Linked DNA regions of Homo sapiens: region 1 is linked to region 2. Evidence: read pairs that join two places in POLR2A ChIA-PET (ENCODE). Cell type or tissue: B cell. All regions are shown on one strand. Each heading gives the region's core, and the rest is flanking DNA. Links, peaks and the distances in the headings are about the cores only. Region 1 overlaps SMG7 (SMG7 nonsense mediated mRNA decay factor). Region 2 overlaps NCF2 (neutrophil cytosolic factor 2).

Region 1 (5,380 bases), core at 218-5,217, 56 kb after region 2:
AATGAACAAGAATAAATAAGTTATATAATATTCCCAGATAAAATGCAAATAATAGAAATACAAATTAAACTTTAAAAAGGAAGCAAAATTAAAAATCAACTTTTAGTCCATTGGTAAGAAAGAAAGAAGGCAATTTCGCTTCAGGAGTAATTTATAAACCTCATTTATTCCAGAAGAGTACATTTAATTTAGAAATTATGGCACCACTTTGAAAAATTAAGCTTTGATTATGTTTTTGCTGTTTATTATTTGCCTATATAAATTACATAAAGTTGGAATAAAATTTAAATCTTAATATGAAAGTTACTTTCTTCACGATGCTCTGCCAATCCCAAAAATATTGAGAAATTTTAAGTTCCTTAGAATACATTTTATAGTTTCTTCTTATGACAATCTAAATTGTGTGTGTATGCTCCGCTTAAAGGAAAACAGTTTCTTTCTATGACTATTCCAAAGAAAAGGAGGAACATATTATCAATTCCTTCACAGCAAAGGCTCACCAATGTCTCCAAGGTGGACGAGGCAGTGCTGGCAGATATAGGAACAGGAGCTAGACTGTGGCTTCACTATGGCGCTGGTATGCGTCTGTTTATTGCTGATAATTCCCAATTGGGAAGACTTCACACGGCATGGTAAATCTACATTAAATACTGTACACAGTTCTTGTAATAACTAAAAGAAAAACAAACAAAATTTAGTAGTAAGTCACAAGTGCTCTAAAAGTAAAGTTTATAAACTGTAAGATGTGTACCTAGTACCACATACTGCTGAAATCTGAACAAAAACTGCATGAAAATTATATGGTAATCTTTCGGGCCTGGCACAGGGGCTCACGCCTATAATCCCAGCACTTTAGGAGGCCAAGGCGGGCGGATCACTTGAGCTCAGGAGTTTGAGACCAGCCTGGCCAACATGATGAAACCCCGTCTCTACTAAAAATACAAAAAAAAAATCAGCCGGGAGTGGTGGTGAGCACCTGTAGTCTCAGCTACAAGGGAGGCTGAGGCACAAGAATCGCTTGAACCCAGGAGGCGGAGGTTGCAGTGAGCCGAGATCACGCCACTGCACTCCAGCCTGGGTGAGAGAGCAAGACTGTCTCCAAAAAAAAAAATATATATATATATATATATTATACGTTAATCTTTCACAGGATAACTAGTATCATTCATTATAAATCATACCTTTTGAATTCTCAAGTATTACAGCAATCTAGGATGTGCATACAGCAGCATTTTAAAAAAAGATTATTTAACTGGATAGGATTTTCAGACACGATTTTCAGACACATTAAGCAAGCAAAGAAAGCTACTACTCTCAGAAACCCAAAAATTATTAAATATTGGTTACAAATTTGACTTAAATGTAAGCCAAGGTATTTGTCAGACTTTAGGTATTTCTTGCAATTTATTTTCTTAAGCTGTATGCCAATTCACATGTCTTTGCATATACAACGAATCTCACCGTAGTGTACACCTTTACTGTATCACCCATTCCTACCTCCTCTCTTCTCTGTTCTTAAAGTATGAGGGGCTCTTCTTCCTAGTCAGAGCTAACTCTTCTGCCTATGTGTGCCTATTGCTACATTCTTTTCTGGTTCCTGTCTGTCTCCCACCTCTCCATTCTTTCATCTACTGTCAACTTTTCATGCTTCTTTCCTATGGCCTACACACCACGTCTCCCACAGAAAAAAACAAGAACAAAAAACAAAACAGAGCTAAAACACTCTCCTCTTGACTTTATAGCAACCTTTTAATGTCTCTCCTTCTTCTCAACCAAATGCCTTCAAAGGAGTCCACACTTTTCATATCTGCTTTCTCAATTTCTATTTACTCCTTAATCCATTATCATCTGGCTTCCACACAACCCCTCTCCCTCCTCTCACCCAACCATCCATTACCACTCTACTGAAACTACTATCAGACAATTGGTTACCTAATAGCCAAATACAACGGATATTTTTCAGACATCATCTTATTGGACCTCTTTGCTGCACTTAAAACATCTGATCTTATGGTTGATTACTGAGCTGTTCTAGTTCTCTGTCATCTCTCCAATCACTCCTTTTCAGTCTCCTTCATAGAAAGGCTTTTCTCCTCTCACTTTGCTTGCCAAGGGCTTATTTCTTGCCCCGCACACAGTTCTTCACACTGTGAAGAATATTTACTTCACAGTTATTCAAATATTTACTTACAAATATCGTCATTCAAATATTATTATATTCATCCAAGTATGTGCTAGTATATCAGACACCCAGTAAACAAGAAAGATACAAAGACAAGTAAGAAAATATGTTTCCTTCATGAGCTTGTAGCTAAATGGGCAAGTCAGGTACAAAAAGAGAAGTAGAGGGGAGAGAGGGAGGGAGAGGGAAAAGGGAAAGGAGAGAAGGACAGACAACATGACACACAATATAACCAACAGAATATTCTACATTTATAACGTAACTTATTTCCCTAGGTTATCTGATAAATTTGTCTCACTTTATCCTTGTGATAAACTAGTAGCAACACAGTATACATAGATATAAAGCTCAATTTTTTTCAGATGAGGATGTGAAGGCAGAAATAATCAAGCGACTGGACTAAGGTTATAGAATTAGAAATATTTTGATTCTATCACCACTCTTTCTAGCATGTACAGAATTCAAAATACAAAATAAGACACCCTAAGGGCTCAACTCAGAAGGATCTGAATCATGCCACCTTTTTCCTAAGATAAAAATCACCTCCATAACTAAATATAAATTCTGCGCACCCTTTCTCACTGGGCATGGAAATTATTTACTCCATCTTTACTTGTACATTTGTAATGGGCAAGAAATTCACTAACATAAAATTGGGTAAACAAGGCCAGGCATGGTAGCTCATGCCTGTAATCCCAACACTTTGGGAGGTCAAGGCGGAAGGATCACTTGAGGTCAGGAGTTCAAGACCAGCCTGGACAGCAAAGCAAGAATCTGTCTCTACAAAATAAACAAATGAATGAATATAAAAATGAAAATAAAGTGAAACAAAAAATTAGCCACGTGTGGTGGCATGCAGTGCTATAGTCCCCGTACTTTGGAAGGGTGAGGCGGGAGGCTCACTTAAGCCCCAGAGTTCCAGGCCGCAGTGAGCTATGATATACACTGCACTCCAGCCTGGGTGACAGAGAGAGACCCCGTCTTAAAAAATGAATAAATAAAATAAAATAAAATGAATACATAAAAAAACAGGGTAAATAAGTTAATGTCCTGAACGGGATGGGTTAAGAAATAGAAAAAGCACAAGGCACAGGGCAGGAACAAAAAAAATATATATATGTAAATATATATATACCTACATATATATTATGAAAAAAACAAAAAACAAAAGTGGATAACTAAGAAACATGAGAGGGTTAAAGAACTGACTTCAATAGGTAATGAAAAAACAGACTGGAAAACTAGGCAAGGCTGCACATCTAGCAAAAACAAAAAAGAAAGATCACAAAAAATAAATAAAATTATGGTTGGAACATCATGTAGAATGTCTTGTAATAAAATTTCTGCCTGAGCCCAAGAGTTTAAGTGGTGATATCAGACAGAAAAGCTCCTACTGGCTCAAAGATTCTGAGAAAGAGAGCTCTAGTTGGTTTAGAGGCAGTAACAAGATGGAACTAAAGAAGAGAAAAGGATGTTTCATAAATTGAACAAAACAATGTCCTACCTTCATATAGGTTGACCCTGATGTACATTACTTTGTAGTAGTTTCCTCAGTCTGATAAGAACTTAGTTACTTCATTATACAGAAGTATTGACTGGGAGATATTCCTAAGGCTGTAGCTGAATATTAATGCCTCTAGTTCTTCCCAAATTATAATCATGGAACTATAAAACTGGAAAATGAACCTATAAGCATTTGTCAACTCTCTTTTTTACAATCAGAAAGCTAAGCACCACAGAGGTAGTGACTTGTCCAAATAGTCACAATTAGCCCTAGAGCAGTACTAGAACAGTTTCTGGGTTCCTATTTATCAATTTTTACACTATCTCTTGTCTCCTCAGCTCTTTATTCCATGCCAAGAATGAAAGATTGATTATGAAGGTATAGAATATTACCTTTTAAACTAATACAGAAACTCAGTGATTATACTTTCTTTTTGGTTCCTATTTTCTTAGAATAAAGGCTACCGTTCTGTTCTTTGATGTTTAAAAACAACCTACAGCAGAATGGTATGTCTTTACTTTGACCAGGAATTTGGTTCTGCTTTAAGCCCCATGCTTTAACTGGTTAACAAAATGGTAGCTAAGAAGTTAAAACTAAACCAGCCTGGGTAACATAGTGAGACTCCATTCTACAAAAAATAAAAAAAGGTAGCTGGTATGAGCCTGTAGTCCTAGGTATTTGGGAGGCTGAGGTGGGGAAGGATCACTTGAGCCAAGGAGTCTGAGGCTTCAGTGAGCTATGATTAAGCACCGTACTCAGCCAAAATGATAGAGTGAGCGCCTGTCTTTAAAAAAAAAAAACAAAAAACTAAAAAACTATCTTCACAGAAAATGTTACTGTGGATAACCAAGTACTAGTCTCTTCTCAATCCACTCTAATCAGGTTTCTATCCCCAACACTGCTGAAGTTACATTTCATCAATACAAAGACACCATAAATTATAAGATGAACCATCATCTTATATAATATTGAGAAAAAACCACAAGTTATATGGTCACTTGTCATCTGTTATAAACTTATCTCTATTTCAGATATGTTAAAATATGAAAAAAAAAGTTTCAGAAATGAAGAAATATGGTATTCATTAAGTTCACCAATGACTTTCATGTTGTCAAACCTAATTGGTCACTTTAAATCTTACTTTAATTCTCAGCAGCACTCAACAGGGCTGATGACTCCCTTCCTTATTCAGATGTTTTTCTCTTGGCTTCCAAGGCACCTTCTCTCTCTCATTTTCTTGATTGCAATGGTGGCTCCTCCTGTGCTAAATCTGTTACCATCTGACTAAGTCAGGGTTCTTTACTATAATCATAAAATTTTTATGATTTTATGATGTTTCCACTGGGCTCCAACCTTGTTTATTCAATTGCTTATTTCAAATCTCTACTTAGATGTCAAACAGGCATCTACTTTAATAGGGAAAAAGCTACTTTCCCCCTAGTGTTTCCCATCTCAGTAAATGGTACAACCACTCGACTAGCTGCTCACACTGATAATTGTATTTGCTTTGACTCCTCCTTTACTCTGATTCCAGAAATTCAATCCAATCCATCTAATCCAAGTATGGCCAACAGGAATTAATAGAGTTAACTTCCATAGCTAGCTTCCATAGCTGATCCCTTTATCCAGGGTTATCGTTTAAAAATGCAAATCTGATCATGTTCTTCCTTTGCTTACTTTCCAACTCCAGTGAC
Region 2 (5,380 bases), core at 265-5,264:
TTTGTAATATGTCTGGCCCGTGACAGATATTTGCTTCCTGTATATATTTGTCTTCTCCACTACTCTACGAATTTCGTAAGAAATCTTTACTTACTCATGCTTGTATTTCAGTATCTAGCATAGTAGTTACTCAATAAATGAGTGTTGGATTAAATAAAAGTGAGCAAAATATAGTCTCCGTTTCAAGGAACTTATAAATTAAAAAGGGGAAACAAGTCAAGAACACCAGTAACTGTAATGCAAGGCAGAAGTGGGTAACTGCTGTAAGAGGTAGTTTTAAGTAAGCGGGATGGGGGCTAGAGAAATTACTTCTTAATGTGTGGGACAGAAATTCCCTCAGATTGGCTGGGCACAGTGGCTCACACCTGTAATCCCAGCACTTTAGGAGGCCAAGGTAGGCGGATCACCTGAGGTCAAGAGTTTGAAACCAGCCTGGCCAACATGGCGAAACCTTGTCTCTACTAAAAATACAAAAAATTAGCAGCACATGGTGGTGGGTGCCTGTAATCCCAGCTACTTGGGACGCTGAGGCAGGAGAATAGCTTGGACCTGGGAGGCAGATGTTGCAGTGAACCGAGATAACACCACTGCACTCCAACCTGGGCAACAGAGCAAGATTCTGTCTGAATAAAAAAAAAAGGAATTCCCTCAGATTACAAAAGGGAATTGTTTAAGGCTGATAATGTTATGGATGGAGGTTTTTCCCCCTCTATTTCCCTCTATTTTCCCCACTTTCGTATGTTTTTGTGTTGCTCTTCCGTCATTATAAAGTTCCAACAGAACAAAGTTAGAGCACATTTCTGAAAAGGCAAGCAGAGTCTCAGGGATAACAGCCAAGCTGTCTCGCCTCTCTAGCCCCAGCGTTGTCATCTGAAAGGCACAGGGGCTCGAAGCTGTCTTTCAGATCCTGTGCCTTATGAATCTTAGGGCATGACAATAAGGGTGAGACCCATTCCATGGAGCTGGCTTAAAGAGGCTCCATAGCAAAGCCTTCTTCCTGCTGACTTGGAAACAGGAAAGGGAGTGGGCCCAAACCTCTGTCACAGCAGCCACTGCAGCATCCCAAAGATGCCTGAAGTTTTGACTTCTTTCAGCTTGCTGAGATTCCATTGTCCTGGGTGCAGGTGTATGAGCTGTGGACTCTGGACGCATGGGGCACTGGCAGCATGGGAACAAGCAGGTTACTAAGAAACCTCCCAGGAGTATTACAGAAATGGGGATTATAAACTCTCTCAAGCCTGGAGCTTGTGAAAAGCTATGGCAAGGTTGCTGCTTCAGCTGGTGGATCCCCTGCCTGGGAGGGGAGGGGCTTTGGGTCCAGTGCAGCCAAGGCGCCCCAAGGGGTGTCACTGAAGTGTGGGTGTGAAGAAAGCACCCATGCCCAGCCCAGCAGAGCCCTGCAGGAAGCTGCCAGCACCTTGGCTGCCTCCTGGGGGATGCTTCCAAATGGCCACGAAGAGAACCGCTGAAGAAGGGCTAGAGGGAGGCGGGGGCTGCCGCAGCACGGCCCACTGGCACACAGCGCTGAATGCTATTTTGGGATTCTCATACTGAGATTATTGCGAACCTGTGTAATGGGAAAAGAGCTGTGTGTCAAAGCGGAACCCCCTTCAGGGCTGCAGCTCTGGGTAAACAAGTGGAGAGGCCGAAAAGAGGCCTGCAGCAGGGAACGAGGGGGCTGGGAAGCAGGCCGGTGCTTTCAGAGACATGTTTAAAAACGACACTTAGTTGGCGAGGCGAGGTGGCTCACGCCTGTAATCCCAGCACTTTGGGAGGCCGAGGCGGGCGGATCACGAGGTAAGGAGATCGAGACCATCCTGGCTAACACGGTGAAACCCTGGCTCTACTAAAAACACAAAAAATTAGCCGGGCGCGGTGGCGGACGCCTGTAGTCCCAGCTACTCGGGAGGCTGAGGCAGGAGAATGGCGTGAACCGGGAGGCGGAGCTTCCAGTGAGCCGAGATCGCGCCACTGCACTCCAGCCAGGGCAACAGAGCGAGACTCTGTCTCAAAAAAAAAAAACACTTAGCAAGGATGCCCCTTCCCCGTTTTAAAAATTAATTAATTAGGCCCTGTGCAGTGGCTCACAGTTGCAGTCTTTGTACTTTGGGAGGCTGAGGTGGGAGGATTGCTTGAACCCAGGAGTTCGAGACCAGCCTGAGCAACATAGTGAGACCCCCGTCTCTATAACAAAATTAATAAATAAAATAAGTAATCTTTTTTTTTTTAGAGAAGGGGTCTCACTATATTGTCCAGGCTGGCCTCAAACTCCTGGGCTCAAGTGATCCTCCTGCCCCAGCCTCTGGCGGAGTAGCTGGAACTGCAGGCTCAAACCTCAGCCCCTGGCCCCACCCTGTTTTTTTGGTTGTTGGACTTTCTTTTCTTTCTTTCTTTCTTTCTTTTTTTTTTTTTTTTGAGTCAGGATTTCATTCTGTCGTCCAGGCTGGAGTGGAGTGGTGCAATCATGTCTCACTGCAGTCTTGACTTCCTGGGCTCAGGTGATTCTCCAACCTCAGCTTCCCGGGTAGCTGGGACTACAGGCACGTACCACTATGCCTGGCTAATTTTTTGTACTTTTAGTAGAGGTGGGGTTTCTCCATATTGCCTAGGCGGGTCCACCCTGTCTTTAAAACAAAGCAAACCCTCTGAATAATTTGTCAGTTCTTTCTCTCTCTCTCCTACCAGGCCCAAATCTGTAGACACCTTTTTTTTTTTTTTGAGTTGGAGTCTCGCTCTGTCAACCAGGCTGGAGTGCAGTGGCATGGTTTTGGCTCATTTCAACCTCCACCTCCTGGGTTCAAGTGATTCTCCTGCCTCACCCTCCTGAGTAGCTGGAACTATAGGCACGCACCACCACGCCCGGCTAATTTTTAAATATTTTTAGTAGAGACGGGGTTTCACCATGTTGGCCAGGCTGGTCTCGAACCCCTGACCTCAAGTGATCCGCCTGCCTTGGCCTCCCAAAATGCTGGGATTACCGGCACGAGCCACTGCACCGGGCCTCTGTAGACATCTTGATGGGCTAGGGAATTATTAGGAGGATTTTGCTGGGCTCATGCAATGCCAGATAGACCCAGGTGGTGTCACTTCCCAGCTGAAATCCATCTGCTTAGCCAACTCAGCAGGGAGGAAGGCACGTTGGTAGGTTGATGCTGACGGCAGTTAAAGTGTGTGCCCTCTGAGACCTTCAGCGAGCTCCCAAACAGGCAATAGAACACAGTGGAAATTGCAGCTGCCAGGAAACAGGAAACCTCTGCTTCTGCCTGTCCTCTTCGCGATGGAAGAGGCTCAGTGAATTGAAGCTAGTTACCCCACCTTCTGGCTTAGAAAGCGGAACCTGATTTCTGGCGTACTTCTGGGTACCTTCTTCCTCTTTCCAGGAACCCAGAAAGATGCGTGGAAAAGACATGAAAGGCCCCATTGCTACTTAAAGAATGGCCTGCATGCATTTAGTAGGTTTTACAACCATCTTTATTAACAGGGATACTAGAGAAAGCCATCCTCCTATTTCAAACCCAAGCTCTCTTCTTTTATTTCCCGCATAGCCACTGCTACCATGTGTGACTTACCTCAACCCTAATGGTGATGGCTTCTCCCCCAGCCACACTGGCACCCGTTCCTTATGACTCTCTTGGCCAACCAGCCCTTGTGCTCAGCTCTAAACTTCCATGAGATCAGAGTTCCAGCTTCTATGCCATGTATTTTTAAAATATCCTGATAATAGCTTATATGGCACGGAGCTTTAAGTAAACACGTAATAAGTGGCTGATGTATGGATTAATTGGTAGAGTGTTAGAGCTAAAGAAAATAAAACAACAAAAACAATAGTAAAAAAATTATGGTGTGTGCCAGGCACTGTCTGAAGTACCCAAATGCTTCATCTCCTTTAGTTCTCACAATGAACCTGTGAGGTATATGCTGTTATTATTCTCTTTTTTTTTTTTTTTTTTTTTTTTTTGAGACAGAGTCTCACTCTGTCACCCAGGCTGGAGTGCAGTGGTGTGATCTCTGCTCACTGCAAGCTCTGCCTCCTGGGTTCATGCCATTCTCCTGCCTCAGCCTCCTGAGTAGCTGGGACTACAGGCGCCCACCACCATGCCCAGCTAATTTTTATTTTTTTATTTTTTTATTTTTAGTAGAGATGGGGTTTCACCATTTTAGCCAGGATGGTCTCGATCTCCTGACCTCGTGATCCACCCGCCTCGGTCTCCCAAAGTGCTGGGATTTCAGGCGTGAGCCACTGCGCCCGGCCTTATTATTCTCTTATTCTAAAGATGGGGAAACAGACTTAGGGAAGCTAGGTAACTTGCCGTTTCTCACCAGATAGTAAGTGACGGAGCCAAGACTCAAACCAGGTGGTTTTGACTCCAGAAGTGGGATCCATATGCTGGCAAGCTCCCTATATGATACATTCTTTGCATATAATATGTCCCTGTATACAATATGCTGCCATAATATTGGTGTGGAACTTCAGGCCAGGAAAGTGACTTGCTAGGGTCCCCCAGTTAGTGGCAGAGCTGTTGGATCTGGACTCTGGCTCCTGGCCCCTTTACTACATCACACTGCCTCTTGAGGATTCCTGCCAGCCTGTGTCCACATTCCAGGCTTATCTCCAAGAGAAGCCGGGTTGGTAGCTCTGGGTCAGATGGTGGCCTAGGGACTTACAGACTTACAGTCCAGTTGCCCAGGTGTGAGCCACAACCAGGCAGCCAAATTTGTTCCTGCCAGGTCAGGGGACTGAGTGGAGTGAGGCTGGCGTAGCTTATGCCTGCTGCTCCCACCCCCTATAGCCCAGCAATGGCTCCCTCCCACCAGGGCCTCTGTGGAGCCCATGGTCAAGGCCTGGGCCAGCATCCTCAGAAGTGTGTGTCCAGGTCCCACCTACATGCCTGTGGGCCCTATTGATGTGGTCAGCTCCCATTCTCTGCTACAAGTCCCAGGACAGCAGCCCTGGTATACATCGAGCCAGTCAGCTCCACGCCAATCCAGCAGCACAAGGCAGTGGGAGCAGCATTAGAAAAACTATCTGGGGCTGGGCATGGTGGCTCATGCCTGTAATTCCAGAACTTTTGGGAGGCCAAGGCGGGCAGATCAGTCGAGGTCAGGAGTTTGAGACCAGCCTGGCCAACATGGTGAAACCTGGTCTCTACTTAAAATATAAAAAATTAGCCGGGCGTGGTGGCGCTCGCCCGTAGTCCCAGCTCAGTCCCACTCAGGTGGCTGAGGCAGGAGAATCACTTGAACCTGGGAGGTGGAGCTTGCAGCGAGCTGAAATCCCACCACTGCACTCCAGCCTGGGCAATACAGTGAGACCCTGTCTCAAAAAAAAAGAAAAAAAAAAGGAGGAAATACTATATAGCATAAGTGGTTGTTTTTTTTT

What was found. Peaks named below come from ENCODE experiments on the same cell type or tissue, not always from the same donor. Only the 100,000 strongest peaks of a DNase experiment are listed, where the experiment ranks them.
Region 1: POLR2A ChIA-PET joins it to region 2 with 5 read pairs; 3 of 35 experiments call an interaction of 5 or more read pairs at or near these places.

What each region holds. Positions count from the first base shown.
Region 1 is chr1:183,521,888-183,527,267 of GRCh38, reverse strand. It overlaps SMG7 (SMG7 nonsense mediated mRNA decay factor), which reads right to left. Exons shown (of 23, transcript NM_001375584.1): 5 at 501-672. Among named protein-coding and RNA genes, the nearest start is that of SMG7, 52 kb to the right of the region's middle. In B cell, for the core only: no CTCF peak of the experiment used is centred there; no DNase peak of the experiment used is centred there.
Region 2 is chr1:183,578,317-183,583,696 of GRCh38, reverse strand. All of the region lies in intron 2 of NCF2 (neutrophil cytosolic factor 2), which reads left to right. Among named protein-coding and RNA genes, the nearest start is that of NCF2, 9.5 kb to the left of the region's middle. In B cell, for the core only: no CTCF peak of the experiment used is centred there; a DNase peak (open chromatin) is centred at 3,316; H3K4me3 peaks cover 427 bases; H3K27ac peaks cover 1,100 bases.